2 separate regions of the Mus musculus genome follow, and region 2 is linked to region 1. The links are chromatin loops, found by intact Hi-C in ENCODE. Cell type or tissue: left cerebral cortex. All regions are shown on one strand. Each heading gives the region's core, and the rest is flanking DNA. Links, peaks and the distances in the headings are about the cores only. Region 1 overlaps Slc35f1 (solute carrier family 35, member F1). Region 2 overlaps Slc35f1 (solute carrier family 35, member F1).

Region 1 (15,480 bases), core at 4,657-12,656:
CTCCTCTCCTCTTTCCTCTCCTGACCTCTCCTCTCTCCCTTACTCTCTTTCTCTCGAACCTTTCCTCTCTCTCTCCTTTCCCCCTTTGTCTCTTCTTGGCCATGGCCAGCCTCTCTCTCTCTCTTTCTACCTTCTCTTTTCCCCATGCCTTTCTACAGTAAAGCTCTAAAACCATAAACAGTCTCTGCTCATCAAGGCTGCACTCACTCTTGCTGGTGTAGGAACCTCTCTTCCCTCTTCCCTCTCTCCTATAAGCCCAGGGCTACAGGGTATGGCCATGGGACCCCCAAGTTGGGCTGCTTCTTGCTCACTCTACATCGAGTGGGTCAGAGGCTTGGATGCCCACCTGGGGCTGAGTGGAAAGCCTCTGGCAGCCTTCCCATGACCACCTGTACAGAGCATAGGTGGAACTCTGGCAGGACATGGGTCCTTCCTCCTCCTCCTTTCCCAGGCCCCCTTTTTAGTTCCCACAAGACCATGCAACATGAACATGACTGTAAAAGGAGATTAGAAAGATGGGGGGGGGGGGGAAGATAGGAACAAATACTTTTAGAATTAACAAAATTCTCAAATTCCTCAATTCTGAAGATCTAGGGAATAAAAAGCACGAAAACAGAAGCAAAGCCACATCTGAATGTGTCATGATACTGCAGACCATAGAAGTAGAGTCAAGGAGAGAGACAGACTACCAGCCAATAATTAAAACTGATGAAGAGCAGTAACTCTTATAAACTGGTATAGTAACCTGAGAAAACCTGACGTCACACACTAGTTTTGAAATGAAGGAATACCTTGGATACTTCTAGGCAAATTAGAATAGAGTTTGCTACAGGAAGACTCAGAAATCCAAAGCCCGTGCTTCCAGAAGATAAAAAACGGTTCTATGATCAAAAAAGAAATGCTAAGCAAAGAATATGACTGAATAGGAGAGCAAAGCTATGAAAAAATATTAATCACATGAAGCAGAAAAATATGGCTTTCCTTCTGAGCTTCTAGTTTGAACAAAAAAGACAAGAGGGAGCACACACAATAATAGCATCTAAATCAGGAAGCAGTGTGCCTAGGATTAAAATGTTGTAACTTTCTTGTGTTGATTTAGAAGAGAGAAAATTACTTTTAGACACTAGAATATTGTGTTTTCTCAGCTCCAAAGAATAGAAAGAGAACACATAAGAAGGGATAGTGACATTGTGGAATAGTTGCTCATGCCCCAGTGCATAGCACCTACCCATGCCTGTGCCACATGTGATTAGATCCAGTTGGTTAAGAAAAACGGCAACTTGAAAAAAAAAGTAAATAAAAGGGGAGCTACTATAAGTATATTTGATAAATATTTAAAAACAAAAGTTATTAAATAGTCATGTTAATAAATGTTATTACCAATTGAAAGTTTAGCTAATCAAAAGTTCTTGTGCTTGTAGAAATCTTGTCAACTTGTCCCAACATGCATAAAATGAAAATTGGCCAAATGTCTTTCAATGACTGGTAGATCAAAATATTCTGTATAATGAGTTATCTACTTTAAGTCTTAAGGAAGTAACTTTTGACTAGGGTCTTACACGCGTTCTTGCGACTGGCCAGGAAAGACGCAACAAACCGGAATCTTCTGCAGCAAAGCTTTATTGCTTACATCTTCAGGAGCCAGAGAGCAAGAGAGCAAGAGCAAGAGAGCAAGAGCAAGAGAGAGAATGGCGAAACCCCGTCCCTTTTAAGGAGAATTATCCTCCGCCTAGGACGTGTCGCTCCCTGATTGGCTGCAGCCCATTGGCCGAGTTGTCGTCACGGGGAAGGCAGAGCACATGGAGTGAAGAACTACCCTTGGCACATGCGCAGATTATTTGTTTACCACTCAGAACACAGGATGTCAGCGCCATCTTGTAACGGCGATGTGAGGGCGGCTCCCCACACTAGGGCAATACTTTGTATTATATCTTTGCTTTAAATTAATTTTTCTGCATATTTCCTTCATCAATCCTTTGTTATTCATTTAGGTTTAAAAAATTTAGTAGAGAATGATTTAAACACAAAGCATCAATAAACCCAAGCATAAAAATCAATTTAAAAACAATCAGGGGGTAAATACACATGGATGTTCTATATTATTTATTTTTACAAAATGAAGTGATTGTTTATGTTATGTGTGTGTGCATTTTACATTATATTATATTCACTGTACAGAAGCATTCAAAAGACCATTGAAAACTTATCAAAGACACATATTGTACAAAAACTTATATGATACATATTTTTGCCTGAATTTAACAATGAAAGGCCATTGTAGTAGAACTTAAGTTGTGGGGATTTCCATGTTCACACCGAGATGTTAAGCTCTATTGTTTCTTAGAAATGCTCACTTTGGAAGGATTTCTGTTTGGTCTAGCTCTAAGACTTAAATGTGTTTCTCAAAACCTGTTTTCAAAATAAGAAACACTGTGCAGCTCTGATCACTGCAGTTTACTACCATTACCACAGACATCTTGAGATCCTACCCACAGTGGAGACATTTGTTTTCTAAAGCTTTCTCAGTGCCTTTGAAATCCACCATAGAAAGCCTGTGATGGGTGGGATGCTTGAACTCCATCACAGAAGGCCTGCGATTGGTGGCAGGTTTGACATCCATCACAGAAGGCCTGTGATTGGTAGCATGTTTGTGTTTTATGGTCACAGTTTAAGTTGAAGCTCCAATCCAGAGATAAAGCTCAAGGCAAATTTCACCTCCAAACTCAGAAGGCATTCTCGACAATGAGGGTTCACTGTTAACATGCAAAGGATCTCAGAGATATCCTCAATATAACCCATGAAATGACAGCACTTGAAATTGTCATTCCAGTACTTGACAGTGACCATAAAACAATGATGACAAAAACCAAACAAGCAAACAAGCAAAAAAACAAACAAACAACAAAACAACAAAAAAATCAAAACAGCAAAAAAAATCAAACAAATAAAAACCCAACCGTTTTTCAAAATACATACTTAAAATTTACAGTATGAATTTCCCCAGTAAGCTCTTGTGAGTGTGAGTGCTAATCTGGTTTATTTTAGAAGAGACAGCCTGACTGCAGATGCTATCTAGATAGCCTCAATGTCCGTGACTGCAATTAATTTTATATTAGCAGATGTGTTGGCAAATTACCTCAAGCCCAACATTCTTTCTGCTATCATTCTTTCCCTTTAGTTTCCTTTTTGTTTTCTTTTCCTCCTTGCAAGAAAAATACTAGCTAATCTTTAATTGCCCATTCATTTCCTGTCTCTCTCTGAATGAGAAATAAATTTCTTTCCATCTCTACCTTTAGAACTGAGGATTTTTTTCCAACAGAGATTTCTGTACAGTTGCTGGTAAGCCACCACACTGTTTGCTCTAAGAACTGGTTTAAATTGTTTTGAGTGTGATTTAGATATTTCAAGCTCTTTCTTGAGTGTGGTATTTTTAAAATTAGGTCAGAGAACACAAGTTGCCTCATATTTGTAAAGACCACACAAGCCCATCCATTGCAGTGTGAGTGCATCTTGCAATAATTATGAAGAGAGGTTCTTAAGTGTTTCTAAGACCACGTTCCACCATACATAAACAGAGAACTCTTAGAGGTCTAGTTCCAGGGTCTCTAAGTTCTGGGCTTGAGTACAGTCTCTCTAGTATCCTCTGAAGGGAAAAAATATTCTAGGTGAGCGTTCCCTCTCCAGTATCCAAAGACCATGAAAGGCAACAATGTTCCAACTTCTCTCTCCTCTTTCTCCCTGCTAAGCATTTAACCTAAATGTTTACAGAGAGATGCCCCCTAACCAACCAACCAACCAACCAAACAAACAAACAAACCTACAAACAAAATTTGGTGAGTTTCAGTTGCAAGCTACTTGTGGAGGAGACAAGATTCTTTTCATTATCTGTGATTCCACCTATTTTAAGTTTAGCTACTTAGAGGAAAACCTCACTTTGTTCATAATAGGAGTTCTCCCTTTCTGAATGCCCTACAAGAACTTTTTCTTTGTCAGGAATGAGACAAAGGTTCTGTGGTCATGGTTACAGACTCTAGTCAGCAAGAGATTACATATTGTCATGTCTAATGGCATGCTTGGGGTACAGGCTCCAGAAGGTAGGACACTACCCATTGTCATGTCTGATGGAATGCTTGGTGTACAGGCTTTTAAAGCTGCCTGTAGAGCATGCTATAGCCATAACATGAAGAAGAGGTAGAGATAGAGGATGCTCACTCCTCTGAAACATACTGTTTCTCTTCTACCTCTGGCATGCTGGGATTGAGCCATGGTCTGTATGCATGCTAAGCAAGCCTTCCACCATTCAGCTATATTCCCAGACATATATTTACTATTTATTCTGGCATAGGTTCTTACTAGATTGCCCAGCAGGCAATGGTTTTGGCTCATGGATTAGCTAGGATTACAGGCCTGTGGCACCAAGCTTTGAGAGTAATTTCTCTCATGGCTATATGAGGATATAAGAGCTACTTGTCCCTTGGTTATCCTAGAATGCTTACACCACAAAATCCTTCTTCCTTTACTTCTGCAACCAACTTCTATAGTCTCAGGCTTGGGAAAAATAAAAGCCAGGAAGATTTGCAGGCTACTTATGTACTGGCCCTGCCTGAGTTCCCAAGGCACTAAAACAAAGCTGGCACCAATTTGAATTAAGGGCAAGCAGCAGGGAAACACAGATGGAGAAAAAAGTCTCAAAAGAGCTACTAGCTACAAAATGAGTAGAAATGCCAAAACCAAACAACGTACTAGTTCATCCATGTAGCATCTTTGATTGGGATGCAGTTTCCTGTGGGAGGCATCCATTACTTATAGCTTCAGGTATTCTCTGATTGTCCACTTTATATATATATACAAAATGTATACAGTTATATACTGTTATACTGTTATTTTATGTTATATTTTATCATGGAAGGAGGAAGCTGACAGTCTGCAGGGCCAATTCTGGACTACAGATAATATTCTACTCGACCTGTGCACTGGTTATAAAAATCCAGAATATTTGAAAGCAGTTTTAACATGATAGCATTTCACTTCAAAATATAGATTTCCAGATTCTATCGAGAATCAGACTTGAAACAGTGAATTTGTAATACTAACAACAATAGCCCGGATAATGTTGTGTGGCTTACTCTTGAGCATCACAGTGTCCTTCAATTGGCTACACCCTCCGTCACTCACTCAACTGGAAGGCACTTGTGTCTGAGAGTACTGATCTTTCTTTTTTTTTTTTCCATTTTTTATTAGGTATTTAGCTCATTTACATTTCCAATGCTATACCAAAAGTCCCCCATATCCACCCACCCCCACTCCCCTGCCCACCCACTCCCCCTTTTTGGCCCTGGTGTTCCCCTGTACTGGGGCATATAAAGTTTGCAAGTCCAATGGGCCTCTCTTTCCAGTGATGGCCGACTAGGCCATCTTTTGATATATATGCAGCTAGAGTCAAGAGCTCCGGGGTACTGGTTAGTTCATAATGTTGTTCCACCTATAGGGTTGCAGATCCCTTTAGCTCCTTGGCTACTTTCTCTAGCTCCTGCATTGGGAGCCCTATGATCCATCCATTAGCTGACTGTGAGCATCCACTTCTGTGTTTGCTAGGCCCCGGCATAGTCTCACAAGAGACAGCTACATCTGGGTCCTTTCAATAAAATCTTTCTAGTGTATGCAATGGTGTCAGCGTTTGGATGCTGATTATGGGGTGGATCCCTGGATATGGCAGTCTCTACATGGTCCATCCTTTCATCTCAGCTCCAAACTTTAGTACTGATCTTTCTAAGCTTCTGTGTCTTAAGTTCTGTGATGCCAAAGGTTAGTTTTCTCTTGTTTGGTAATATATATATATATATATATATATATATATATATATATATATATATATATATATTCTTATTAAAATTTGGCATGTATTATTGTTTTAATCGAAGTTTATTTCTGTGAAGTGATGCTGTGACCACAGCACCTCTTATAAAGGAAGGCACTTAACTGTGGTTTGCTTACATTCAAAGATTTAGTTCTTTATCATCATGGCAGGAAGCATGTGGCAGGCAGGAAGACATGACGCTTGAGAGGTACATCTCAGCAGGTAGCAGGAAGAATGAGAGACACTGGGCTTGGCTTGGGCATTAGAATCCCTATAGCACATCCTCAGCGACATAGTTCCTCCCACAAGGCCACAATTCTAATCCCTGTCAAAAAGCACCACTCAAGCATTCAAAGCTATGAATTCATGGGGTCCATTTCTATTCAAACCACCACAGTTGTCTAGCATGAATAAATTCAAATTATACCTCCAAAAATGGTATCATTTCATTTTCATTCAACTCTCTATTCAAGCCCCCCAAACACACACACACACACACACACACACACACACACACACACATACACACACACTTTATTTTCATAAAGACTTTGTTCTGACATTTACCTGCAGCATACAAAATTTGGCCTTGCAAGTTTTATTCTTGGTCGCCTCTGGTCAGGGACATATGCATGTGACCTGCTCAACTTCTCTGTGTAGCCATGTGTACAGTTGTCACTTCTATACATATATTCACCACATGCATGTGTGTATGTACACACGTGACAATCTATGCCCTGCTGGGTCTGGAGTTGCATTTTGGGTATGTTTGATGCTAACTACTCCATGTAGGATATGGGTGCCAAGAAAGGAGGAAACTCTTTTGAGTTCATTTCAGCCACACCGAGTACAGAGCATGGCACAGAACACAGTACTGTGTTCTTTATAAGTAGCATCCTCAGCATCCCCTATTTGATTTTCTTCCCAGTTGTTTCTCAGGAGCTCAGCTCTAGGTAGTTACCACAGTGGATTTTCATTCGGCTTCCTTTATTTTTCATGGTATCATATCTGCATTTTTTAAAAATTAAATTCACTTATTCCTCTGGGCCATGTAAATCACTGTCGTCCCTACTCCTTTCCTAATCTCCACATTAACAAAATAAACATGTCGAAGGTAAAAATAAGTTTTTAATTTTGACCAAATTTATTGGGAACGAGTCTGCCCACGTTTCAAATAATAAATATGTGTTGCTTCGCTGCTCCTGACATTAATTCAGAAGGATTTGTTTATTTGGTTGCTTTGGTATGTTAGCTACCAAGCTAGTTTCTAGAAATTTAAAAGTGAGCAAGCGGGTGTTAATATGGACATGGGCATCTTTCTGTGATCAGGGTGGTGGAAATAGGATGACTGAATTCAAGACCAGCCTGTAGTACACAGTGAGTCTTTTTCTCAGGGGGAAACACACACACACACATACTCCAAAACAAACAAACAAACAAACAAACAAACAAACAAACGCAACATTAAGACCAGCAATTTGTGCCTATCTAAATGAGGTGACATGCAATACATTCCAGGATGGGTGATAAACTCAGAGACTTGTCTGCATTACCCAAGGGCCAATTCTTCCTGTCTAGCTAGCTTAAACCAAAATTAGCTTCCTGGGGTCTGGACTATGTATTCTAAAGCCAGAACGGGCAGCAATTTCTATAATTAGTCATTCATTCCCTCAAAGACTGCACCGTTCTATTATCAATCCCTGTCCATTCCTGTTCAGGTCTCATTCTATATCATCCCATCTCTACCTTCTGGACCTAACACATTTTCTTCAGGAGTATGCAGCTGGGATTGCTCACTACTCTTGCTTCCTGTCTGAGTCAAACTGTAAAATGAGATAATTCACGTAGCAGCACCCTGTGCAAGGCAAGCACGTGACCTGCGACCATGTCCACTCTCTGGCCTTCCCCTCCACAGAAACTCAGAAACTGGGCTTGCTTTCCTGTCAAATGGAGCCCTCAGTGTTGAGAGCATGGTTTTATTTCTAGTCCTTTCCCTGTCATCATTTTCACAGAGACCAACAAGTGTTCTATTAATCCAGCCCTCTCCTCCAAATATATGCCAAAATAAGTAGGACTTGAAATTGTGTCCAAGTCATGAGAGCAGTTTTCTGCCATGTAAGTGGAAAAGAAATTACAAACAGAAGTTGGATTTTTCTTGCCTTTTTTACTACTGCTCACTCTCTGGTCACGACAGGCTTTCTCTGATGATAACAACACTTCCATTTGGCTCTGTTTGGGTTTTTTCCTTGACAGCTCAGAAGTCATGTTTCCTCTAGGTATCCAGGGTGTGGGTGGTTAAAAAGAATTTTCCAGAAGCTTCCAGATGAAGCACCTCTCTTAGAAATGTGTGAACCAAGCCACCAGCTCCCTCAAAGTACAGATTTTAATGAGTCATTTCAATTTTAGGAAGCACATTAATCTAAAAGGTGCATGAGCCAGAAAGCAGAATTTTCTCAAGTGGGAGTTAGAAATAGTCCTTGTTACAGGCAGAGGGGAGCTCTCCTCTCACTCCTTGTATATGAATCATTTGCCAGATCCTCACATGAAAAGATGCTGACTTAGGTCACTCACTGTCCCTGGACGTTGCCACCCACAGTAGTTTCAAGAATAACAGCTTGAACTCCTATTGGCTGGTTCCTCTGTAAACGCTGCACAGTGTGTTTAATTCACTTTGGGTCAAGCCATTGAATAGTCAGTCAGTTCTCCCCGAAGACTTCACTTCTTAGTCTGATTGCTTCATTGTGCTGCTCTCCTAAGGACTCAAGTCTAACGAGGACTCCCCAACTCACAGACTCCCTACAAAATGTTCAGCTCTATTCTCCGGTTGACATTTACCAAGCCCCCCAAAATGCCTTTTATAGTACCACATCTCTGCTCTCTTTCAAACTGTTCATTTGCTAAAGTCTACCCAAAGAAAAAGACAGTATAAAAAAAAAAAAAAACTACACTTCTCTTTGAAGTTCTTGAAGCTATGGAAACATTAGTAACTCAATGGACTAGGAAAAAGTCTTTTAAAAAGATAAACAACATATCTATAAACACCCCTCCCTCCTTCCCTCTCCTCCCCTCTTCCCCCCTGCCTCCTTCTCTCTGGTATTTATCCATTCATTTAGTACTGGACACTTGGGTTAATTCTAGACCTTGAGTGTTATGACTGATTTGATACTGAGCAGGGTGCAAACACACATGTATGAAGTGATCATTTTGCTCCCTTGTTGATTGGTACTGCAGTGGGTGATATGCTAGGTTTTTTCTTCTTCACTTTTTGAGGGAATGCCCTACCAGTGTTACCAATTAACATTTTTTTCAACAGTGCATATTGTTCCTCACCTTTGTCAGCATTTATTTTCTGTTGCTGCTGTTTGTCTCATACATATATATATATGCACATACACACACATACACATGCAAGCACACTCTCATGCATGTGTGTGTGTGTGTGTGTGTGTGTGTGTGTGTGTGTGTGTGTGTGTATGTGTGTCATATAGCTATTGAGGAGTAAATATGTATAAGTACAATTGCCAGGCTAAGCGTCTGCCTTGCCACTGGGGTGTTCTGAGCCCCGCCAGCACACTGCTTAGGGGAGGAAGAACATAGTCTGTAACAGGGGTCCTCAGTTCACATTTTTTCTGGAGTTAGAAACAGCAGAGTCTGGGACAGTTGCTGTGGTTCTCAGTCTCCCATGTACCCAGGCACCACTGGCAAAACAATGGGAGGTGGGAATGAGGTCCCTGGTCTGAGCTTCCCCTCAGGGCACCCATTTACCAGCTAAGAAGTGGAAGGCAAAGCCCGGGACAGGGGAGGGGGCAGAACCTGGTTTGGCTCCTAGTGAGTTCTGAGAGTTTGGAGGGACTGGAAAAGAGAGGAGCCTTTTTTGGGTGTGGCTTTTTAAAACAAAGCCCCTCCCCCGTATTGATTTTTGATGAAGAGATGGTCCATACTTGTTCAAACTGCCTTATTTGATGGCGAGTGTGAATGCGTATACCTTACTCAGAGTGAACCAGGGATTCGTAGGAAGAAATGCCCAGGAAGGGAAGCTCATTGGCTGAGCATATCTAGATACCTCATTAGAATGGAGAGCTCCAGGATTTAATGCTATATGACTGATTGCTATGGTCCTCTGAGTATCATGGTTATGTGTTCCAGAGCAAGTAGTTAGGCAGTGCGCTGGCTGTGCTCCTACCATTCTAATTCTGAGTTTCACAGCATTTGGACTCATTCAGCTTTTCCAGTTCTTCTGTCTGTCTGTATGGCTCACTTGCCTGCCAATACATATACTTACGCGTATACATCATGTACATATATATATATGTATATATACATATGAAATTTACCCCTTACTGGATATGATTAACAAATATTTTCTTACCCATATTGTTGATTGTTTCTTTTGGCATACGTGGTTTTCAGTTTGGCACATTTGTCCAGCTTGTCAGGTTTTTTTTTTATTATTAGATATTTTCTTCATTTACATTTCAAATGCTATCCCCATAACCCCCTATACCCTCCCCCACCCTGCTCCCCAACCCACCCACTCCTGCTTCCTGGCCCTGATATTCCCCTGTACTGGGGCATATGATCTTTGCAAGACCAAGGGCCTCTCCTCCCATTGATGGCCGACTAGGCCATCCTCTGCTATATATGCAGCTAGAGATACAGCTCTGGGGCTACTGGTTAGTTCATATTGTTGTTCCACCTATAGGGTTGCAGACCCCTTTAACTCCTTGGGTACTCTCTATAGCTCCTTCATTAGGGGCCCTGTGTTCCATCCAATAGATGACTGTGAGCATCCACTTCTGTATTTACCAGGCATTGGTATAGCCTCACAAGAGAGAGAGCTATGCCAGGGTCCTGTCAGCAAAATCTTGCTGGCATATGCAATAGTGTCTGGGTTTGGTAGGTATATATGGGATGGATCAGTTTTTAGTTAGTTTCCTGCACCTGTTGTTGACATCAAGAAACTCATTCAGAAGGCCAAAGAGTTTTGTTTTTCTGTCCTCCTCTTTTTTGAAAATGTATTCTTGTCTCATATGATACATTTGGATCACAGCGTCTTCTCCTGCTATACTCCTCCCAGGTCTCCCTGTACTTTTCCTCTTCCCCAGATCCAGTACTCCTCCATTTCCCTTCAGAAAAGAGCAGGTTTCCCGATGATAACAAGCAAACATGGCGTAACAAGATGCAATAAGACTAGGTACAATGCCTCATATCAAGGCTGAATGAGGCAACCTAATAGGAGGGAAAGGATGCCAAAAGCAGGCAAAATTGGGATGTCAGACAACCCAATTCCCACTGTTAAGAGAACCACAAATACCCCAAGCTAAATAAGCACAGAATTATGCAAACAACCTAGCATAGACCCACAGGCTCTGTGATTGCTGCTTCAGTCTCTGTGAGCACCTATGAGCCCTGAATAATTGATTCTGTGAGCTGTTGTGCTAGCTAGTCTTATGTCAACTTGACACACAAGCTAGAATTATCTTAGACAGAACATTAATTGAGAAAATGCCTTCATAAAATCAGGCTATAAAAAGTTTCCTTAGTGATAGAGCACATTGGGCCCTAAGACATTCGTGTTTTCCTGGTGTAGTTGACCCCTCTGGCTCCTACACTCCTTTCTCCCCTTATTCCATGAGGTTTCTTGAGTCTCTGCCTAGTGTTTGAGTGTAAGTCTTTACATCTGCTCCATTACCTGCCAGAGGAAGCCTCTCTGACGATGACGTAATCTATGAGTATAGCAGAATACCATTAGGAATCATTTCATTGACTCTGTGTATATGGGGGGGGCACAGGCCCCCACTTGTGACTTGGACTTCAAGTTGGACCAGTTATTAGTTGGTCACTCTTGCAGGTTCTGATCCACCATTGCCCCAGCTATACTCTTCTAAGAGTTTTCCAATGTCTGTCTTATGTTTAGTTCTTTATTCTACTGAACTTTATTTTGTATGTGGGCTAAATGGTCTAATTTTATTCTGTTGCATGTATTCAGTTTTCCTAACATAATTAAGAGAATTTTTCTCATTGTGTTTTTTTGAGTATACTTGTCAAAATTATTTGACCATATATACTTGGGATATTTCTAGGCTTATAGTTCTATTTCATTTGTTTTTATGTCTGTTTCCATGACAATGCTGTTGTGATTAATATGGGTTTTTACTTAACTTGAACCTATCAATACATATAAAAATGGAATGCTATTCATAAGCCAAAGAATGAAAAATACTACATCACTTCAATTGTAGATAGGATGTTTTAAAAAATAGTAAGAAAGAAGATGCAAAATAGAAACAGAAAGTATAATAGGGGGAAAAGAAATGGGAAGACATAGAACAAAGAGAACAGTTTTGTATCTATGTAGAATTACTAAGGCAGTATGAGCCAAACAGCACTATGGGAGAGGAGTGTCAGAAGTATCAGCCATTAGGCTCAGAAGACCAAATGAAGAACAAATTATAAATTGGTAGTGAAGAGGAAAAGAAGTTTATTTTCATTATGGCTATACAGGGAAGATACAGTCAAGTTTATACTGAAAAAGAAATAAAGGCAAAGTTCAATGGAGTTTGCATAGCTAGCGGTCTTGGTCACATCATATGCTGGCTGACCATTGGCTTAGGCTGATCACCATACAAAGCCTTATTATTATTTTTTTCCATTTTTATTAGGTATTTAGCTCATTTACATTTCCAATGCTATACCAAAAGTCCCCCATACCCACCCACCCCCACTCCCCTACCCACCCACTCCCCCTTTTTGGCCCTGGCGTTCCCCTGTACTGGGGCATATAAAGTTTGCATGTCCAATGGGCCTCTCTTTCCAGTGATGGCCAACTAGGCCATCTTTTGATACATATGCAGCTAGAGTCAAGAGCTCCGGGGTACTGGTTAGTTCATAATGTTGTTCCACCTATAGGGTTGCAGATCCCTTTAGCTCCTTGGGTTCTTTCTCTAGCTCCTCCATTGGGAGCCCTGTGATCCATCCATTAGCTGACTGTGAGCATCCACTTCTGTGTTTGCTAGGCCCCGGCATAGTCTCACAAGAGACAGCTACATCTGGGTCCTTTCGATAAAATCTTGCTAGTGCATGCAATGGTGTCAGCGTTTGGATGCTGATTATGGGGTGGATCCCTGGATATGGCAGTCTCTACATGGACCATCCTTTCATCTCAGCTCCAAACTTTGTCTCTGCAACTCCTTCCATGGGTGTTTTGTTTCCAATTCTAAGGAGGGGCATAGTGTCCACACTTCAGTCTTCATTCTTCTTGAGTTTCATGTGTTTAGCAAATTGTATCTAAAATAATATAAAATATCTTGGCGTGACTCTAACTAAGGAGGTGAAAGATCTGTATGATAAAAACTTCAAATCTCTGAAGAAAGAAATTAAAGAAGATCTCAGAAGATGGAAAGATCTCCCATGCTCATGGATTGGCAGGATAAACATTGTAAAAATGGCTATCTTGTCAAAAGCAATCTACAGATTCAATGCAATCCCCATCAAAATTCCAACTCAATTCTTCAAAGAATTAGAAGGAGCAATTTGCAAATTCATCTGGAATAACAAAAAACCTAGGATTGCAAAAAGTCTTCTCAAGGATAAAAGAACCTCTGGTGGAATCACCATGCCTGACCTAAAGCTTTACTACAAAGCCTTATTATTGTAAGAAAAGTCACTACTGGCATGAAAGGGTATATCCAGTTATCATTGTGAGATATGCATGTTAGGCTTGTGATGGTAAAATTTAAAATAAACTGAGTGGCAAATTGTACCAATCAGGTCTATTGCTATGACAAAATAACTGAATGATTATTTTTAAACTCATTTATTATTTAAAAAAAGAAGGAGTTATCTTGGCTCACAGTCGCAGTTGGTCTATAGTCCTTGGCTCTGCCAATCTTGAACCCATAGTAAGGGAAGTCACTGTAGCAGTAAGACCATGTAGCAAGGCTGCTCACCTGGCAGGGCTGTTCAGCTCATGATAGATAGAAGACAGAATGAAATGTGTAATAGTCACACTTTATCCAGCTCCTAAAATTCCCTTTATCTCCTGAAATTTATGCCCCAGGCTTCAGATGAAGCCTCCAGAGCCCATGGAGGACATTTTGTACTCAACTCTATATGTAACACAGGTATCATTCCAACAGGAAAATAAAATCAATTGTTCTGAGTCCTAAACTATTGAATAGTGACTGGAAACACAGGTTTGACTCTTTCCTAAATAGCATGTTCCACTGTGGAAATGATTACATAACCTTCCTTTAGCCACAAAACAGAAGACAATCATGAATCAATACATTTATCAAATATGTTTGTGGAGAACCAGACAGCTGGGTTATGGCAAGGTAAGGAAATTGCTGCTACAGTTTTAAATGCCATCTGATGACATTTTAAAAACTAGTGATAGAAACCAGCGGCCAGTTAAGTGAATACACTCCAAACATTTTACTTGATAGTCAAACAGATGTTAGATCAGACCCAGAGTCGGGTGATAAATGGCTTCTAAGGGCACTAAAGAGAACATAAGATAGTTTCAGCTCTCAGTTTCATGTCCAACATTCCAGTACTCCACAATCAGAGAAAGTCTATCAAGCCTATCTGCAGAGCCTCAACACGGATTAGGCTTTTCAAGAAACTTTAGTTCACACAAAGCGTCATGGTGCAAGTGGTGGAGAGATGGAACTCTAGAAAAAAGGTGCTAAGAAGTGGGAAATGGAAAAAATAGGGTGGTAGGATTTAGCTGAGAACAGGGGAGGGATGATAATATAGAGGGAGAGGAAGAAAAGAGGAATAAACAACATAACTGATGTTTGAAAAAGCTATAGGGAATGTAATTTTATATTTACTTAAAATGTGTATATAATATACAAATATATGTGTAAACATACACATTAAATGAAGGTGTGCCACCTGGGATGATATAGCTGTTTTTTTTTTTTAAGATTTATTTATTTATTTTATGTATATGAGTACACTGTTGCTATCTTCAGACACACCACAAGAGGACACCAGATCCTGTTATAGATGGTTGTGAGCCACCATGTGGTTGCTGGGAATTGAACTCAGGACCTCTGGAAGGGCAGTCAGTGCTCTTATCCTCTGAGCCATCTCTCCAGCCCAATATTGCTATTTTTAAGAGCCATAAATTCACAAAATCCTCAGCCCCAGATGTGACGAACTTTCTTTTGAGTTTTTAGCGGAGGGGAAGAGACTCCCAAAACAACATAAGCTGTTACTGTTGATCCCAGGAGCTTCAGAGAGCTTCTTCCCATTGCTAAAGACACCACACACACCAAACGTTCTGGACACAGAACTTGGACGAATTGGAACTGGATGCGATGTGGAAGCTTCCTCCCGAGGGACTGTTTCATAGCACTGGGAAGTACCGTGCCAGCTGCCAAGGGAGAAAATGATCCAGAATCCTACCAAGCTTTGACACTATGAATAACAAGAGAAACCACTCCTGCCACTTGCCTAAATCAGTATGAATACCTAACTGCAGCCTGAGTACTTATCCTTATACCCACAGATAAGGGTCTGTCTCACCCTTCATCAAAGAAGCTTCCTTTTGTAGCAAACAGATATCATTACAGGAATTTGCAACTAGTCAAAATACAGAGAACAAGTGACAA
Region 2 (15,480 bases), core at 3,683-11,682, 56 kb before region 1:
TCCAAATGCTGTTCTTAGCCCTCAGATACATTGTGGCAGATAATGCACCTTAAGAGGTATTGAATGCATGAAAAATTGTCTTCTCTCTGGGAGGTTACCGGAACTAAAAGTCCTTGAGGAAAACTTTATTGTCAAATATGTAGAAAAACTGGGTATTCTAGTGCAGGCTTATCCTCTAGCATTTTAGAAATAGAAACAGCTTGCATCGATTTGATTTCCCAGCCTGGCCACATACAGAGATCCTGTCTCGAGAAATAAGTGCGATGACTCGGCAGATAAAGAGATTGCCACCAACCTGAGCTCGACCCCTGGAACCCACAAGGCATAAGGAGAATCAACTCTAGCAAGTTATCCTAACCTCCACACATGAGTTCCATGACAGGCTCTGTCCCCAAAATACAATTAATTTTTTTTTTAAAAAAACTAAAGCTTCCAGGAGAGGAGAAAAGAGACCACAGAGTGCTAAACTCTACATCGGATGGCTAGGGGCTGGAGAAATGACTACACACATGGCAGCTCACAATTATCTGTAATTCCAGCTCCAAGGGATCTGAAACCCTCATACAGACATGTAGAGAGGCAAAATGCCAATGTGCATAAAATATAAAATAAATGGATCAGCTGCCCCCACGAATCTGAAATCATCGCAGAGGAGGGGCACCGAAAAGATTTTAAGATCCGGAGGTAGTGGAGATCTGCACCGAAACAGTATTTGCCAGACACGATTGCGCCGTGGCACACAGGAGCTCATCTGTGACTATATGCACAAAGTCAAATCAGCTAAGATACCTGCCCGCATGTAGGAGGGCTCTGAAAGGCTCCTGACTCCTAACTGAGGAGCTACTGGAAGTCGGTGGCTGCTGAGAAAGAGGCAGGATTTGTTTGTTGCTTTTTAAAGGAATTCCTCCTCAGAGATGTTACATTTACTTATGTGTGGACATTTGTGGGTGCATGTGTTCCACAACATACATGTGACCAGAGAACATGAGAGAGTCAGTTTTCTTCTTTTGAGGTGTGGTTATCTGGGGGATCAGACTCAGGCAGTCAAGTTTGATAAGCCTTCTTGACAGCCTTATTGCTTTCTTAACCATAACCTAAGTAAGTTTAAGGGGTCTTTGGGGTCCAGGGTGTGTGTGTGTGTGTGTGTGTGTGTGTGTGTGTGTGTGTGTGTGTGTGTTTGAGACAGGGGACAGGATTTTTCTACATAGCTCTGGCTGCTGGACCAGCCTAGCTTCAGACTCACAGAGATCTGCCTGCCTCTGCTTCCTGTGCTGAGATTAGAGCTTGTACCACCAGAGAAATAGTGCCTTATTAATAATAGATACTCAATAAACATTTACTGGATGAACAAAAAAAAGTAGTAAATGATTTCAAGTAGGGTTAAAAGGAGACTAGAGATAGGAAAATATACTTTTATCAAAAAAAAAAAACAGGAAAAAGAGAATAGGTACAGTTACATTACAGCATTTGTGCTAGTTATTAAGGCATTAAATTAGGCCATCTTTATTTCTCATCCAAAAGGTGAAAAATTGTAACATTCTTTTGTTCATTATTTCACTACATCTTCATTGAGGTAACTTTTTCTGCTGAGATATGAAAAACTAGTCAGTCTAGATAGGGCAGGATTGACAGTCCAAAGAATTGACTCCACCCATTCTAGGTGGATGAACTAAGGGGCTTCTCCTGCTCATGCACAGCTTCATGGGGTCATGAGAGGAGTAGGAATTAAGTCCCACATGTACAGTATAGAATGCTGTCATCCCATGATGATGGCCTCTCGAGAGCTGAATAGATGGATCCCCTCTTTGGTTAAATTCCTGTCCAATGTCCATTCTAGCACCTCCTAGATCATGTATAACTGAGGCAAAATGACCTGTAGCTGAGAGCATGCGTGTGGGACAGGAGTGTCTGAAATCTCAGAAGAGGCCTGATGTGCTCCTTAGCCTCTCTCTATATACAGGAATATCACAGGTTCAATCTTGTGGGTTTCCAGTAGGCAATCACCACTGCCCTGGGAAAAATAGTAAACAGCCATTTAATGCACAGAAGACAACATTCTGCAATGGATGTCTGCTGTTGGATATTAGTATAGTCTTTACTGGTGACGTGGCTGTGCTGGACAGAGTATGTCAAAGATCTAAAATGACTTTGATTTACCCATCTTGACATAAGAATAAAGAAAATAAATGCATGTCTTCATTTAAGATACTATACTAGAGTACTATAGATTGGGTAGCTTATAAACAGCAAAAAATTTATTTTTCACAGTCCTAGAAGAAGAAAGTTTAAGATCAAGATGCTACCATGATTGAGTTCAAATGATGAGCACTCTTGGCTGGGCTGTGCATTGCTGCTGTACTTCATATGGTTGAAGGCAAAAGTGATTTCTTTTATAATAAATGGATTTCATTCATAATCATTTTGCTCTTGACACACGTATCTACAAAAGACCCCACCTCCTAATATCACTGCATAGTGGAGATTTCAGCATATGAATTCTGGGGAGACATAAACATTGTATCCATTTCATGGTGGTTTATAAATGAATTTAGTAAAAAAAAATGTGGTGATTGCTTCGTCTCAAAGGCCCCTGTAGAAGCATAACATACTGAAGCAAGGTCAGTTAGGAAGGGACAATGGCTTTTTCTTTTCTATTCTTGAGATGGGATGTAGTGAGGCTGGCTATATCAGAGTGCCTCTCACTAAGCTAACAGGTATTTTTCAATGACTTTCGCTAGGAAAATGATTAATATACAATTAATGTGCACAAATGAGAGAGCTCTATTTTTTTTTCATTTTTATTCTTGACATGTCAGTGGTTCCCAGTAGGTGGGGGTCTAATATGGTGTTCAGTTGAAGCCTTAAGTCAACATCACCATTGCATCATTGGCTTACAGTACCTCTCTTTCTCTTGTTTCACCTGACATTCTATCAGTTTTAGTCTTGATAGCTTTTAAAATCAAAGGTAGAACATTGTGTATCACATGAAGGCTCCTAAATCATCTGCTAATAGCCATTGGTTTAATCAGCAAATTCAGCATCCATGTGTACCCTGGTCAGCCTCCTCTGTTCTTTAAGCATGCTCTGTGGACAGCCCTCCATCAGAGAGCCATCCCATTGGTCTTTCCATATGTTCTATAAAGTGATAGAGAAAGTCTTCGGAGATCCCACACTTTGGGTTATCCCTTCCATCTCTTCATTTTGAGCCTGGGGTGATGATAAGAAATTTTCCCAATTTTGTTATATTCATCCATGCTCTAGTAATTTCAATAAGTCAGTTTCTTCCCAGTTATTATAATATTTAATTATAATAAATACCCAATTTTTATTCCTACAGGAGGTCCTTTCCTCCACAACAATTTTTTTCTCCACCCATGCTATACACATTAAATTTTGACATGATTTTTATGTTTTGTTATAAGCAATCTGTAAAAAAAGGTTTAAATAAAATAGCTTTTTATTCATACCAATAAATGATTGATATGATTTATTGATATAATTTATTACTCATATCAATCAAGCAGGAAAATTGCTATCATCTCTTGTTGCAAAGAAAAATAAAAGTAGTGTCCACAAGCCTCTGAACAGAGGGTCCTTTGACTTAGGGCAAAAGCCAGGTATTGGTCTTCTGCAGTGAGGCGAGACTTAGCTATTTAGCTGTGTCCCCTGCACGTTCTTGCAAGTAAAGGCATAAGCTGCGATCCTGGTTGATTACACATTTCTCAAGTGCGTTTTCACAGTGTGCAGAGGAGGTTGGCACTCGGCGGAGTATAATTTCCTTTCCCTTCATGGATAGGAATGTGTTACATGTGGAATAAAATAATGAAATCTGACGCTGGTTTTTATGTTAAGATACAGTGAGCCAGTCTGTCTGTTTGCTGCCTTTGGTTTTGTTCATTCGGTGGATTTCAAAGTTAAATGTTTGCCTTTTGGCCCCAGAGTTCACTAACGTAATTCAAAATGCAAAGCTAAAAGCATTTTGAAATGAAAAATGTCAAAATCATTTAAAATGCACAAAACAAACAGTAACAGTCATCCTAAAAGGTTACACTGATCTGCTCTCCAAGAAGATGTTAGGGAGCGTGAGAACTCGTCGGAAGTTCCTGCTGAAAACCTGTTAAGTTGTCTCCATCTCTCTCTCTTTGTCTGTCTCTGTCTCTGTCTCTGTCTGCCTGTCTCTGTCTCTGTCTGCCTGTCTCTGTCTCTCTGTCTCTCACTGTCTCTCTGTCTATCTATCTCTCTCTCTCTCTCTTTCTCTCTCTCTCCGTCTCTCTAACTATCTCCCTTCCTCCCTCCCTCCCTGTACTGCTGTCATTTCTGACTTTCTAAAAGACAAGAATATCAAAGGCTTTCTTAGTTTGAGGATATATTTATTAGTCTTGGGAGCAATTAACTCGAGATACACGTTAGCAATGTTCTGAATGTATCAGAACAATCATATAGGTTGATAGCTCTAAGTGATTGATGAGCCGGTACTTCTAAATGGACTCCACATGGGGAAAACTGTTATTCTGAGTATTTCCCATGCGTCAGATAGTACAGGAAGCAGTTTATATGAACTGCCTTGTTAAATCTTCACAATGACCTTTTGGAATATACATTAGTATCTACATTTTTTTTTAGTATACACTTTAATCTTTATTTCTTTTCATATATATATATATATATATATATATATATATATATATATATATATTATTTTTTTACATTCCAGATTTTATTCCCTCCCTGTCTACCCTCCAACTTTTCTACATTCCATACCTCTGCCCCACCTCCCTGTCTTCACAAAGATGTTCCCACGAACAATCCCCAATTCCACCAGACCTCCAAACTCTCTGGGGCCTCCAGTTTCTTTAGGGCTAGGTGTATCTTTTTTTACTGAACCCATACCTGACAGTCCTCTGCTGTATATATATTGGGGGGCCTCATATCACCTGGTATAAGCTGCCTGGTTGATGGTCCAGTGTCTGAGAAATCTCAGGGTTCCAGGTTAAATGAGACTGCAGGTCCTCCTACAGGGTCGCCCTCCTCCTCAGCTTCTTCCAGCTTTTCTCTAATTCAGCCACAGGGGTCAGCAGCTTCTGTCCATTGGTTGGGTGCAAATATCTGCATCTGACACTTTCAGGTGCCTTTTGGATCTTTCAGAGGGCAGTCATGATAGGTTTCTTTTTGTGAGCTTCCATAGCTTCAGTAATAGTATCAGGCCTTGGGTCTTCTCCTTGAATGGATCCAACTTTGGGCTTCACTGGACCTTCTTTTCCTTAGGCTCCTCTCCATTTCCATCCCTGCAGTTCTTTCAGACAGGAACAATTATGGGTCATAGTTTTAACTGTGGAATTGCAAGCCTGGAGTGATGCCCTGTTTTGCTGCTGGAGGGAAAGAATTGCCAGAGGCAGAGATATCTGGGAGAGTCCAGAAGGAGCATGGTACTGAGCCATGTGAGGAGAGGTGAGAGGGGAGAGCGAGAAAGGAGCTGCCAACCAAGATGGGCAGCCTGGGTCAAGAAGCTGTTCAACAAGGTAAAGAGTAGACCAGATAACCAAAATGGCTGGATTATATAGCTAAGAACAGCCCAGCCCCTGAGCTGGAGAAGGTTTAAGCTGGAGTATGCCAGCTGTATTGTATCTGGATTGTAGAAGAGGTATCATATATGCAGGCCTTTCATATATCCTTATTTTACACAAAGGACCCTACACCCAAAGTGGGAGATAGTCAAAATCATGGCACTTACATAGTAGACCTGACAGGGACAGGAAGTTCCAACTCTCTCCTTAAAGCTTTCTTTTCCTTTCTTTGGAAAAAAACATGAAGCCAACTTCACAGTGCCAAATCAAGTCTTCATCATCAGAATAAAGACCTTTATTATTTTCTCTCTGAGGATTGCTTTCATAATAGGATTGTCGAACTATAAACACTAAAATTATCCATGACTCATTCTGTTACACTAAAGTTCAAATATTTCCCATACTTAGTCCATCAAAGATACATAACAGGAAGACCCCCTGTGGTTTACTTGATTTCTTCTACTTAATGGCAAGCACAATTCCAAATGATACCACAGAGCCAATGAATAGATTCAGCCCAGGAATTCAGATTTCAAAGAAAGAAACCCCAGTCAGTGTCAAATCTCTCAGCATACGCATTTGTTTCTGGCCTAATAATCACTTTATGTAGAATTCTACTGATTCTCAGTTACAGGCCAAACCTTTTAGCCAAGGGCTTTTCAGAGTCAGTGGACTACAATTCATAACAGAATATAACAGATGCTTCTCCCACATCCAAGTGATATTGCTTTTATACCAACCCGTATGCTTAAATATTCTTTATATATGCATCTCCGAATGCATGTACTGACTCAAATCTGATGAAACTTCCCTGAGACTCATTTTCAGAATGAACATACCTCAACAGGAAGGTTGATTTGTTCTGATTCAAGATGATAGTATAAGTATTCCACTCTCATGGTGAAAAAAAAGTTATAGAGTGATATGATTATGTAATGCTGTGTTGACATTCTTGATACCTTTTAAAAGAACATATTTTTATGATTAAAAGAAACATTAGAATTTATACTTTATTTTTAATCTTATTATTTTGAATGTTTAATTTGTACCAGAGGCTTATCCCCTACCCCATTCTAAATTCTGTATCTTTAACAACACAATGCTGTTGATAACAGGCATATCAGTATTTATGAGTACAAGCTCTGTTGTAGTGGGTATTCAGTTTCCAGCAACACCATTTTTTCCTGAGACTCATGCATTTTTCATTGTCTAGTCCGTCTGCATTTAAAGTGGATGAGATGTCCTTTTAAATGCACAAAGAAGATGAAAATGTGTATCATAACCTCCTTTCCATTTCTGCTACTAAAATTATAGGAACTCTGTATCTATGTTAGAATGCATCTGCTGCGCTGTGCTGTATACGACATGAATAACCAACAGCTCACTCTGCAAAATTTCACCCAGCACCATTTTTAGAATTTTTTTTTTTTGCAAGATAGCACCTTTCTGGGCTTGTTCAGAAATGCACTAGAAAATAGTTTATTAATCTCAGTTTCTAACTGGCAGATGGGTTACAGTAAAAACAGAGTGTCTTCCATTTCATTGCTTGTACTTTTTCCAGCTAAGAGAAGGCACCATCTTGTCAACCTTCTAACACTTTACCCTTTCCATACATAGATATTAGCTCCTTCAGAAATTCGGAGGGAGGCAAAATGGCAGGACAGGGGTCAGAGTTAGAATATGAGCATTTAGGCAATAGGAGGTTTTATATTTACTTATTTATTTTATTTGTATGCCTCTAATAAGTCTCTCAAGCATGCAGGCTCCAGTAGCTCTGATTTCTAGCCCCCTTTAGTTAAGAATGAGCTCATGAGCTGTTCTGGTAAGGAATTAATTGCAACCCCCTGCTATCTACATGATGTTTATGATCATGTCCTATAAAATCATAATTTGCATTCTCAATTCAATCAGACTGGCAGTGGCTGAAAGACATGACTGATAGTTGAAAGTACATACTCAACATGATGGGTCTGCAGCTTTGTTTAGCTAAATAAACAAGGTAGATTTGTGTTGGCCTCTTGTTGAAAGGTGTATATCAAAAAGTAGAAAAGTTCTTGTTAGTCAGACCAGCTGTGGGTTTTGTCTTTACTGTTTGAAAAATGTTTCCAAAACTTAGTCTGTTAGGTTATCTCTGTGCTCCATACACTCTCTGAAAACAGAACCATTTTACAACTAATGGTGGCACAACACTGTAATTCAAAATTTAGGACTTGAAATCATATCACCTAGCTTCAGTCTAATGTCTCTAGTTTGGCAAGTTTAGAAATGTAGCTCTGTGCAATCAAGGAAGTCTCCTGATGTCGACCTCTCAGTTCTACATGCATACATATAAACACATACGGGTGAATGTGTACACACAAGTAAACACACACAGGTGAATGTGTGTACATAAGCAAAAACTGCACACAAATATATACCCATTTTTTCTTTTTACCTCTCACTTCAGTTTGACGTATCTCATCACATAAAAAGGAAGCAAAATAGCTTTGTCAGTCAAACCCTTTCTCTTCAGTTCTCCCAGCCCTAGGTAACCTCTAACATATTCTCTATTTCTGTGGGCTTGCTCATAGTGTTTTCATACTAGATTGCTTTTTAGTTCAAATGTTTACGAGATCTGTTCACAAAATAGTTTACATCTGTGTATTATACCTTTTAATAATTTTTATTATATAGATAAACTAGATTTGTTATCTATTCATGTCAGTGGGTATTTCAGACAGTTTATATCTTTTACTAAAACTTATAAGGTCACAGCCTAATATATTTTGCTTGGTAGGTAAAAGACCAAAGGAAGTGGCATACCAACTTTCTTGCTTCACTCCTGTCAGATGACTTCAGTGGCTCAATGGGCTCATTGTGCATAAAACATTGTCAGAAAGGACATACCTACTGTAGTGTCTGATGCATCATGGCCTGGTTCGCAAATTGGTAGCAAATTTTATTTAGACTGTGGACCTATTGCTCACCAAATATCTGATGTTCTTTCTTTTTAAAACAATTTGAAACAAATTTATTTTCTATTTATTAATTTTGTAACAAGTTTCTTGAAAATCCAGTGTCAAAAGTTTCATTAAATGGTCTCCCAATGACAGACTATGTCTTCTTCATTTTATACATGTTACATGTAGCATATAGAAGGCTATTTTATAATACATTGGGGTCAGTTACATGATAGGTTAAAATTATATTGCCTTGTGTAAGTATTTGTAGTCTTGTGTATCTTGATTTGGTCCAGGATGCTCCAAGGTCTTAAACAGCATTGTTATAATTTAAGTAGGTCATAGTACTGTTTTAGTCATGTCCAAAAAGAAGGGAGACTCCATAGAACACTCTCTAGTGCATACTCAGCATCAGAGGCAACCATTTAATATACTAGCTGTAATTTTACCAATATCTCTTCAGTGTATATATTAGGCAAATGATCAAAAATTATCAATCATAGGATTATTATTATTCTCCTGTAAATTATTTGCTACTATGATTAACATTGTGCTACATGGTGATTAGATTAAATATCATCAAAGAAATCTTCAAAATTGACATGTTTTTCTTTTTCTCACCATTTTTCTTCAGTGTAGTCATCATTAATGATCCCACTGAAGAAACTCTATATCCTAGGTTCCCAAGATGAGAATTGACAGACAGAGCTATACAAAATTAAAAGGCTTCTATACAACAAAGGGAACCATTAACAGAGTGAAGGGACAGGCTACAGAATGAGAAACAATCCATGACAGCAATTTTTCCGACAGGGGACTGTTATCTAAAGTATCTAAAGAACCGTTAAAAAAAATCCTCCAATCAATAAACGAGGCAAGCAACCAAACAGAATATTCTCTAAGAATGAAATACAAAGGCTAGGAATATAGTGTATTTGGCAGAATCCTTGTTGTGCTTGCAATATACCGTGAGCTTGATTCTCAGCTCTGCAGAAAGCAAACAAAACAAAACCCCTGCATATGTTTGTATATAAATAATGGAGGATCAGAAATTCAAAGTCATGCTTGACCACATAATGAGTTTGAGGCCATCCTGTGCTGCATTAAACTCTACCTCAAAGAAGAAGAAACAGGAGCAAGAGGAGGAGGAAGAGAGAAGAAAGAATAGGAAGTAGAGCAGAAGGAGGAAGAACAGAAAGAGGACGAGGAGGATTCCGTTAGCACAGTTAGCAAATAAATGTTTCTTAAAGTATTCAACACATTAGCTACCCAGGAAATACAAAGTGATACAAGTTTGAGATTCCATTTTACTTCTGTCGAAAAAGATGACCTCAAGAAAACCATCAAATGCTGTTGAGGATGTGGGAAAAGGGAAATCCCCTTTCCCCACTGATAGAAATGTAAATAGGTGAAACCATTATGGAAATGAGTATAGGGATTTCTCAAAAATCACACACACACAAAAATATAGAATTACTATATGACTCGCCTATAACATTCATGTATATACACCGGAAGGATTCTAAGTTCTACCACAGAGATACTTGCACATCCGTATTCATTGTTGCTCTAAGCACAATAGCTAAGAAATAGAACAAAACTAGATGTCTACTGTCTCTTGTGAGACTATGCCAGGGCCTAGCAAACACAGAAGTGGATGCTCACAGTCAGCTATTGAATGGACCACAGGGCCCCCAATGGAGGAACTAGAGAAAGCACCCAAGGAACTAAAGGGAACTGCAACCCAATAGGTGGAACAACAATATGAACTAAGCAGTACCCCGGAGCTCTTGTCTCTAGCTGCATATGTATCAAAAAATGGCCTAGTCGGCCATCACTGCAAAGAGAGGCCCATTGGACTTGCAAACTTTATATGCCCCTGTACAGGAGAACGCCAGGGCCAAAAAGGGGGAGTGGGTGGGTAGGGGAGTGGGGGGGGTGGGCATGGGAGACTTTTGGTATAGCATTGGAAATGTAAATGAGCTAAATACCTAATAAAAAGTGGAAAGAAAGCCAAAAAAAAAAAAACAAAAACAAAAAAAAAACAAAAACAAAAACAAAAACAAAACAAAACAAAACAAAAACAGTAAAGTGAATATGAAAATGTAGTATTTATATGAAAATAAAATCAGTACATTTACAGCAAGATGGATGCTGCTTGGAAAGTATTGTTTCAACCCAACTATCCCAAATATGGAATGACAATAGCATGTTTCTCTTCCATGCAGATCCTAGATACTAATGCATGTATATGTATGTGTATGTTTATGTGTATGTGTATATGTACATACATGTACATGTATGGGTATAAAAGTTTGTGAGGACTACATATCTCAAAACTAGAAAAAAGAATGCCAAGGGGGGGGGGGGTTATGAAATGGTTGGGAGGCTAGGACTGGAGAGATGGCTCAGTGGTTAAGAGTGTCTGCTCTTCCAGACGACCTGCATTCAGTCCACAGCACCCACATAACAGGCAGCTCATCAGTGTCTGTAACTCCAATTTCAGTGGATCCAACACCTTTGCAGAGACATACCTGTAGAGAAAACCTGAATAAACATGAAATAACACTAAGCTAATTATTGGAAAAGCAGAGAAAGGATCGGGGATGGGAAAGAAATGGTGGTGAAACTCACATGGCATGGAAACAATGTGTTAGAGGAAAATCAGAGAGGCAGAGGTAGGAAAATAGAGGAGTAGAGAGGGGGAAGAGGGCCAAGAAAAACAGATGTGCATCTCAATGTCATAACAAACCCTATTACCTTATATCCTAGTCTTTAAAAAAAAATTACTTTCACAAATCTTTGAGGTTATTTGAATTCTTTACAGTGTTTTATTTTTCTTCAATTTGCAAGGGGGTGTTTATTAATTATAATTTCTTTTGTAACATTGAGGATTGAACACAGGACTTTGCCCATGCTAAGTATGTGCTCTGCCATCCCCCATATCCTCAAGCCTGTTGATCTTTTTAAAAAGCAGTGATATTCTTGTTTTCCCTTTGAGACAGGGTTTCCCTGAGGAGCCCTGGCTATCCTGGAACCTTCTCTGTAGACCAGAGCTGGCCTCAAACTCACAGAGATCCTCTGCTTCTAGCCCTGATACTCTTATATATTCAGAACTGCTTACACTGCGTCATATGATTGTCTTTATGCCTTCCATTTTATAGTCCTCTAAACGGTATTACTCTGCTGTAGGTATACTCAGGAAACTTACTAAGTCAAAATTGAACACAGAACAGACTAAACAAACAAGCAAGCAGCAATGACAAGGCAATGTGTAAAAGTAAGAGTAATACATGAGATGTGTCCTAAGGGAAAGAGAGTAGGAAGGCCTCTCAAAGTTAGTGACAAAAGAGCCAAGTTTTGAAAAAAAATGAATAGATGTCAGTCTGGAAAAGGTATGATGGAAGTTCTGCAGAAGCATATGCGCAAAGAGGCCCACAGTTCCCTGTTGAACTATAAGTTGCTTTCTGTTCTGCCATCTTGAAGGAATGCCCGTGGCTGAAGAGACTCAGAAGCCTTTGGAGAGGGAACATTCACGGCTTTCTTCCTGCTGTCTGTTGTCCTTTTCTTAGAAAACTGTATGCCCCAAGGCAACAGGATTTCATTTTTCTCATAACTCTCCAAGTTGGGCAACAGTCTCTAGGGATCACTCACCTCTTCTCCTGAGTGTAGACTGACTTAGTATGAGGGAGGCAGGAGGATGCCAAACCCTCACTCAGATATTTGGCACTAAGGCTGCCTGGGTTTCTCTCTTTATTTCCCAGGAATTTCTCATATTCAATAGTACATCTCAGGTACCTTACTGAGAAGCTGTTTCTTAGCAGGAAAACATAAATGCAGCAAAACTTCTCATGGCTTCACCTTCTCTGTACTCTAGTGACCAAAGCAAGGCCAGACCAATCTAGCTTCTAAAAAAGGGAAAATAGATCCATGTTCCATCCAGAAAAAAAATGGAATTGTGTCTTCCATGGGGGAAGAAATCCATGGGGGAAGAAATATATAATAACACATATCCTCTGCTTATAGTCTTTGTGTTTATACTACAGCTCTCACTTTTTATACTGCTGTTTCTACAAATAAACCACAAAGGTCAGAAGAAACTTTCAGAGAAAAGTCTACCTCCTATTTCCAGAGGCTTTCCTGTGTCAGAGCAGGAGTGTGTGTGTGTGTGTGTGTGTGTGTGTGTGTGTGTGTGTGTGTGTGTGACTACAAAGCTTGTGTGGGCATTTCATTTCCATGGAAACTGAACATTTTGACTCTTGCTTCCAGTCCCCACTTCAGCGTCTACAAGAGCACTGCCTATGAAAACAGCAATGAAAATATTTGCATAATTATTATACTGCCATAGTCCTGAATCTATTTCAGGAATAATAGCTTTAATATATAGGCAATTGTAACTTAAGAAACAGAGAATAAAGACCTGAAATAAAGCTTCTTAGAATGGAGTTCCAGAGTCTAGAAGGGCACAAGAGGTGGTCCTTGTGGATTTCTAGATGTATAGACCTTTCAGTCAAGAGTTTCTGGATCCAATAGCTTGATCTGTAAAGTTTCTCCCATTATCAATTAATTATACACACAGTTGATGCTGGAATATATTTCTGCTTGCAGGGTTGGGCAGGCTCTCAACATCACTAATCCACATACTGTGCTCCAAGAAGATAGTCCCTTTCCTCAACAGCTTCTGGAGTACAGTGACTGGAAGCCAGGGACTCACACTGAGACTCAATCTCACAACCTAGTTTTGTTTTATCCACACTGTGTGTTCTATGAGCAAATTAAATACCCATGTCAAGCATTAGTTTCCATCTCTATAAAGTTTCAGGAATAACTGTATGGATTTCTAGCATTGCTTCGGTGGATTACAATAAATAGTATCCACTGCCTTTAGCTCAGTGTCTGCAGTGAATTACTAATGGATTTCACTATCATTGTTTTCATGTGTTTCTTGCTGACATTGCTGTGTTTTGCTTCATTTCTCAGGGAGATGTTAATCTCTGTGGCTTTGGGTCAAGTGTTATCCCTTCTCGTTTGTGGAATTGGCTTGACGAGCAAGTACCTGGCAGAGGATTTTCATGCGAACACACCAGTCTTCCAGAGCTTTCTGAACTACATCCTCCTCTTCTTGGTATACACCACCACCCTAGCTGTCCGACAAGGTAAGCTGCCCCTAATCCCAGGAATATGACTTCTATGAACACAGAGAAGGATATGAGCCATGAGTAGATATCATTTTATCATTTGTTGCATCAGTAAGATGATTCAAATCCCCAGATCGCACTTTGCTATTTGCAGTAATATCACAAAGAAAATGCATGAATATATCACAAAGAAATAATATGTGAATTCAGCAAGACGCAGGAGCTATATACACTGCAGAAAAGTACAATTGCTCATAATTTTGAATTCCTGGTAAGGGTTTTATTCTTTTCAATGAATCTAAATAGAGTACTGTCTGAAACCTGGAACAGGCCTAATGCAACTTTCCTAAACATGGTAGCCCTGAGCTGTCTAAGGGGACTTCAGACAAATGTATGTTCCTTAGGAAAGTGACACAGGTATGACTATGGGCAATTTGAGCGACACCACAAGAGGAATAAAAGAAAAGCAACTCTCATAAATGGCTACATGTGGTCCTATTTTACATGTTAAAGAAATAAAGCAATGGAAACCAGTTCCCCAAGAGTCAATAAAAGAAAAATGCCTTTCAAAGGAATAAATCCCATAAAGATTATGTGGGGGTTGGGGGTTAAGTCATTTTAGAGACTCTTTTAGCGCCTTTGTCCTACACTACCAAATTTTTGTCTGTGGCCCCAGAAAAAGCTCCAGATTTCCCTCTAAATTGTATCTGTTGATCAGGATCCATTGAAAAAATAACCATCAAAAGCTTTGAAAACAATCATATATATTGCTAAATGGCAGTTCTAATAATTACACATTTTTGAAACTTTCATAAGAACTATCAGTATGTTATCCTTACATGCCCTTATTTGGATTTCTGTTTAAAATAATACTGCTATGGTATAATGACTTAGCCAATAGTAGGCTTTGTCTTAGAGACTAGAACAATGGTGGCGGGTGTCAGGGATGGCTTAGTTGCTAAAGGTCTTGCCTTGCAAGTGTGAAAACATGAATTCAGACCCCCAGAACCTATTTAAAATTTGAGCAAAGCAGCATGCATCTGAATCCCACCACTGGGGAAACAGAGACAGGCAGATCCCTGGAGCTCACTGCCAGCTGACTGAGCAGAACTGACAAGCTCTGGGTTCAGCAAAGCACTCTGTCTCATAAAGTAAGTTGGAGAGTAATTGAGCATGTTACCTGATGTCAGTCTCTCATATTTACATGCATACACACACACATGTACACATGTATGCTTACCTATATATACACATGAACACTTCCACACAAGCACATGAATAAATAACTCCCTACACACACACACACACACACACACACACACACACACACACACACACACACCATGCACATCATTACCACACTCATACATGATTGATTTTTTCCATTTGTTGAAAATATATTAGAAACTAATTTAATTTGCTTTCCCCAAGTTGATGTTACTTCTTTTTAAAGCCTTTAATATTAACAGCTGTAAGTAATGTTAATAATAAATTGCCAGTCTACAAAAGTAACAGACACTAAGTCTTAGCTATGTTTCCTCAGTGTGAGTCAGAAGCAGAGAATTTGAATGATATAAGTGTCTTGAATGGTGGTGCTTCAGGGCAGGAAAAGACTCCAGGAAGTGAAGCAATGAGAGAGGCATACAATTAGTAACTCATTTCAGAGGAACTGTGGGAATGTATCAAAAAAGGAGAGACAAGGGATGAATGTAAAATTTACTTGATGTGAGCTTGAATCAACATCAAGAGATTAGTATTATTTAACCTAGTATAAGTAGTATAATTAAGGGTAATGGGATTAAACAAATTTTCAATAGCTCAATACTGAAAAGGATGTTT

What was found. Peaks named below come from ENCODE experiments on the same cell type or tissue, not always from the same donor. Only the 100,000 strongest peaks of a DNase experiment are listed, where the experiment ranks them.
Region 2: a loop joins it to region 1, with 7 times the contacts of the local background. A loop is called at or near these places in 3 of 42 quality-filtered maps.

What each region holds. Positions count from the first base shown.
Region 1 is chr10:52,974,832-52,990,311 of GRCm38, forward strand. All of the region lies in intron 2 of Slc35f1 (solute carrier family 35, member F1), which reads left to right. Among named protein-coding and RNA genes, the nearest start is that of Gm40647, 180 kb to the left of the region's middle. In left cerebral cortex, for the core only: no CTCF peak of the experiment used is centred there; DNase peaks (open chromatin) are centred at 7,714 and 8,160; H3K27ac peaks cover 1,046 bases.
Region 2 is chr10:52,919,609-52,935,088 of GRCm38, forward strand. It overlaps Slc35f1 (solute carrier family 35, member F1), which reads left to right. Exons shown (of 8, transcript NM_178675.4): 2 at 13,484-13,659. Among named protein-coding and RNA genes, the nearest start is that of Gm40647, 120 kb to the left of the region's middle. In left cerebral cortex, for the core only: no CTCF peak of the experiment used is centred there; DNase peaks (open chromatin) are centred at 3,740 and 6,901; H3K27ac peaks cover 1,521 bases.